Regions from separate parts of the Homo sapiens genome. Here region 1 is linked to region 2. Evidence: read pairs that join two places in POLR2A ChIA-PET (ENCODE). Cell type or tissue: PC-9. All regions are shown on one strand.

Region 1 (2,500 bases), 130 kb before region 2:
ATAAATGCTCATTAGTTAAAATTAGAGATTGTTGCGGGAAGTCAGGGACCCCAAACGGAGGGACCGGCTGAAGCCTTGACAGAAGAACGTGGATTGTGAAGATTTTATGGACATTTATTAGTTCCCCAAATTAATACTTTTGTAATTTCTTATGCCTGTCTTTACTGTAATCTCTAAACATAAATTGTAAAGATTTCATGGACACTTACCACTTCCCCAGTCAATACCCTTGTGATTTCCTATGCCTGTCTTTACTTTAATGTCTTAATCCTGTCAGCCGAGAAGGAGGTATATAGTCTCAGGACCCTGTAATAATTGCGTTAACTACACAAATTGTACAGCATGTGTGTTTGAGCAATATGAAATGTGGGCACCCTGAAAAAACAACAGGGTAACAGCAATTGTTCAGGGTATAGGAGAGATAACCTTAAACTCTGACCGCCGGTGAGCCGGGCGGAACAGAACCATGTTTCTCTTCCTTCAAAAGCAAATGGGAGAAATATCACTGAATTCTTTTTCTCAGCATGGAACGTCCCTGAGAAAGAGAATGCACACCTAGGGGTAGGTCTCTGAACTGGGCCCCCCCGGGTGTACCTGTCTCTTATGGTCGAGACTGCAGAGGTGAAATAAACTCCAGTCTCCTATAGCGCTCCCAGGCTTATTAGGAAGAGGAAATTCCCGCCTAATAAATTTTGGTCAGACCTGTTGATCTCAAAACCCTGTCTCCTGATAAGATGTTATCAATGACAGTGGTGCCCAAAACTTCATTAGCAATTTCAATTTCGCCTCGGTCCTGCGGTCATGTGATCTCACCCTGCCTCCACTTGCCTTGTGATATTCTATTACCCTGTTAAGTACTTGATGTCTGTCACCCACACCTATTCGCACACTCCCTCCCCTTTTGAAAATCCCTAATAAAAACTTGCTGTTTTTTGTGGCTTGTGGGGCATCACGGATCCTATCAACGTGTGATGTCTCCCCCGGACGCCCAGCTTTAAAATTTCTCTCTTTTGTACTCTGTCCCTTTATTTCTCAAGCCAGCTGACACTTAGGAAAATAGAAAAGAACCTACGTGATTATCGGGGCAGGTCCCCCAATAAGAGATTAATTTGTAATTTCTGGAATAAGACAGATTGGCTTAGGGGAAAAAAAATAACAAAAGAAATGTTTGTCCCTATACAAAAATGTTATTATGAATCTACCCTCAGTGGGGCTTAAAGGAGCTCCTCTAGCTGTGGAGAGAGGTTTGTACTGGTCTGACTCCTTTATGTCTGAGGCATTGTTTATATCAATGGCATGTTTTGGTGCCTTGCTGCCTAAGATGAGGGGTGCAGCCTGTGACCAGGGCCCATGAGTAATGTACCATAACTTTAAGAGTTAAACAGTCACAGACTTAAGAGAAAAGTAGCCTTACTGAGAGACGAGGGCTTAGGTGACCTTCCTTACATGCCATCTGATGCTGTCACAAAGAATAAGAGTAGGGGATTATCACTAGCAGGATCCAAGGCTTACCTGCAAGTCCCGGTTTTTTAGATTGCCCAGCCAGAAAGCCTCTCTACAATTGTTGAGAGTGAGCATAGCTTTGACTCTGCAAACTAAAAGTTCCAGGGTCTTTTTGAGCAGAGGCACATGTTGGGTGAGTCTCGTGTCCTGGTGAATCTGAATGGAAATAAATAACATCCATCTTTTGTGAGTTTATCATCATGCCTTCACATTTCTTATAGAAACCTTTGAATGTTGAATAAGAACACAAGCCCTGCCAGTATGGGCCAACGGTATGTTCCATCAAACAGGAATAGTTTGGCAGAGTAATCCAAAGAGAATGGCAGCTAAAGAATTCAAAGCCTAGAAGACATACCACCAACACCTCTAGTTCCTCTTCATAACCTCTTACTGGCCGATCTTCAATGAATTTACCTAAAATATTCTTGAATATATATTTTACTGATATTAAACAATAGAGTAGCCCTGTTTAGCTAAGAGAATTCCTTAAACATTCACTGTCCAGCCGGGAGGCGGAACTTGCAGTGAGCAGAGATTGTGCCACTGCACTCCGGCCTGGGCTACAAAGCGAGACTCCGTCTCAAAAAAAAAAAAAAAAAAAAATCACTGTTCAGGACCTTATAAATTTAGAACCAGAGGAGGAAGTAAGTAACAGAAACTGGACTCAAGAATCATTTGGTTTGCCAGTGACTGCAGAACTCTAGGGTTCTGTGTTCATTCAGACAAAACGTGACAATACCTCATTAACTATAAGAAGGCTTCAAGTGGAAAAATCCTTTAATGCTAAGATGTTCTCATAAGACATAGATGAGTTCCTTGAAAGTAAGTGGCACAGATGAAAGCCTCTACAGATGGCTGCTTTAGAGCCACCTCCTGTCTCCTGCAGGATCATCACTTACATCACAGTCCTGTTACCTAGAGGACTTTGCAGAAGTAAACATATACCAGCATTCTATTTCTGTCACCCAAGAAGTTTCTAGAGGAAAAAGAGCTTTGG
Region 2 (2,500 bases):
TAGTGGTAATCTTGACTACTTGGTTTGAGCAGAGCCCTCTAGGATGTGTGGGAGGAGCAGGAAAGGCCAGAGGCTGGGAAGGCTGGGCCATGCACAGTTCTGCTAGAGAAGAAAAGCTGTACATTATATGAGTAGCATGAGTCTATTCTACTTTTACCTTCAGTCTCATTGGGCTAAACAAAAACTTCATGGGTTGGAGAAAAGCTTATTTATCTTTTCTCAGCATCCAGAGAGGCATGTGACTGAAATGCAGTCATGGACAGACGCGAGACTGGAACCTGAGTGTACAATTACCACTGTGGTGAGATCAGCAACATTGTATTCAGACAGGCCATTTACTTACCTGCAGCCTATGGAGTAACCAGAATAGACTCTTGCCCTTATGTGACCCACTTGTTGGAATGAGTGTGGATCTTTCCATTTATCTATCACTTCCCATATGCATTTTTGTTTTTAGTTTTTATTATATGCAAGCATATTTATTTTATGGAGGTTGAGTAGGAAACCTAAGCTAAAGGAAGCCTCAGTGATATAGTTCAAAACTTGGAATGGCTCTCCCAGTAGCTATAGTCCTCGGTACTGTATTTCCTGAAATCCATGTCTCATCCCTTCTTGTAAGTATGGAACACACCCAGTGGCTCACGCCTGTAATCCCAGCACTTTGGGAGGCTGAGGTGGGCGGATCACTTGAGGTCAGGAGTTCGAGACCAGCTTGGCCAACATGGTGAGACCCCATCTCTAATAAAAATATAAAAATTAGCCAGGCATGGTGGTGTGTGCCTGTAGTCCCAGCTACTCAGGAGGTTGAGGCAGGAGAATCTCTTGAACCCAGGTGGCAGAGGTTGCAGTGAGCCAAGATTGCGCCACTGCACTCCAGCCTGGGTAACAGGGTGAGACTCCGTCTCAAAAAAAAAAAAAGTATGGAACACACCAACACTTGTGATTTCCTCTAGGGAATGGAATTCAGAATGGGAGTCACCTTTGGATTTTTTGAAATATAGTTCTGTATTGGTGAGACTGCTTTAACAACTTGTATTTCTTCTGTGGTTGTGCTTTGGATGAATATAGCCCATCCAAGGTGACTTCTTTACAAACACTGAACAACTTTGGGTGGTAGGGAAGTGGGAACTGCATTACTCTCTGATATAATAACTAACCACACCATTTTCATTTTGCTTTGCCAGGGTGAGTTCTGCATCCTGGTACTTCCTCAATGTATTTGGGCTTCGGAGCATTTACTCTCTGATTCTGGGCCAAGATAATGGTAAGAAGCATGTCAGGTTTACTAAGCAAATACTTCCATAGATGAATCATCCATATTAGAGCCAGAAAAGTCTTGTAGGTTGTGCTGTTTGTTACCATAGTCAAATAAAATGTTTCCTTCCTTAAGTTTCTGAGGTATTCTGAAAGAGTCTTAAAAATTCCGGGGGTCAAACTGAAGATCTCAATTCTCTCTGGCAATGACTGGGACAGTATTTTGATTCCCCAGAGTCTGATACCATCATGTGAGGGATCCAGCACCAGCAGTGTAAGCCTGTGAACCTAAAGCTTAAAGAAGGCTTGGTTTGTCAGTTCATTGACTAGAGCCCTTGCCAGTACTAATCCTTGCTCTCTTGTTTACTGGCTGGGACCTCAGAAAAGTTACTTAACAAGTTACTTAACTTCGAATTCTCTATTTACTTATCTGTAAATAAGGACTTTATTAGTTAACCTGTGGGGTTGTTAGGAACAGATGAGGAAAAATATGCAAAGCACTTAGTGAAGTACTTGGCATGCAGTAGTTGCTCAATAACTGGTGGCTGTTATTGTTGAAATTTGAAATAAAGTTTAGAGCTTCCTTTAGTGATCTCTCTTTTGCTGTTACTGTCCCCATTTTTCAGGAGACACAAAGTGACTTTCCTAGAGTCACATAGCCAGTGGGTGACAGGGCCAGCCAGTGAGGCTGTAGTCCAGTTCTCTAATCTGTGTGAAGCCCATTCTTCCCCTTGGGTGCTGGGGTGCTTGCTGAGTCCTGGCACTCATGTAAGTGTGTCTTATGCTACAGCCGCTGACCAATCACGAATGATGCAGGAGCAGATGACGGGAGCAGCCATGGCCATGCCCGCAGACACAAACAAAGCTTTCAAGGTATACTCCTTCACCTTTCAAAGCTGCAGCAATGCTCTGAAAGGTGTTACCAAGAGCTATTTTAAAAATAGCTTCCTTGAAGGGAGTGTTGTGTGGTTCCATCGTTTTAATTTAAACTTAGTAAAAACATAGTTTACACGTCTCTCTTTCCTGAGACAGAATCATCTATTAAGTAAATGGAAATTCTTGGTGCTTTTACTGGTTTTTAAATGCTCACTGGAATTTAATCCACACTATCAATGATGCTGTAAAATAATCCAATCGGAGGTGCCAGGTAAACATTTAGAATAATTTGAACCTTTTTGAACCCCATAGACATCAGATATAAATTGCATTAAAAAAACAATACTAAGAGCCTTTTCACAAAAAGGTT

What was found. ChIA-PET counts read pairs that join two places held together with the same protein. Peaks named below come from ENCODE experiments on the same cell type or tissue, not always from the same donor. Only the 100,000 strongest peaks of a DNase experiment are listed, where the experiment ranks them.
Region 1: POLR2A ChIA-PET joins it to region 2 with 8 read pairs; 4 of 35 experiments call an interaction of 5 or more read pairs at or near these places.

The regions. Positions count from the first base shown.
Region 1 is chr3:10,095,485-10,097,984 of GRCh38, reverse strand. It overlaps FANCD2 (FA complementation group D2), which reads right to left. Exons shown (of 44, transcript NM_001018115.3): 42 at 1,513-1,659. It also overlaps a transcript of FANCD2OS not described here. Among named protein-coding and RNA genes, the nearest start is that of FANCD2OS, 12 kb to the left of the region's middle. RefSeq lists an enhancer at 567-1,114. In PC-9, no CTCF peak of the experiment used is centred here; no DNase peak of the experiment used is centred here.
Region 2 is chr3:9,969,346-9,971,845 of GRCh38, reverse strand. EMC3 (ER membrane protein complex subunit 3) reads left to right here. Exons shown (of 8, transcript NM_001394674.1): 6 at 1,185-1,264; 7 at 2,045-2,127. Among named protein-coding and RNA genes, the nearest start is that of EMC3, 16 kb to the left of the region's middle. In PC-9, no CTCF peak of the experiment used is centred here; DNase peaks (open chromatin) are centred at 1,305 and 1,675; H3K4me3 peaks cover 799 bases; H3K27ac peaks cover 2,500 bases.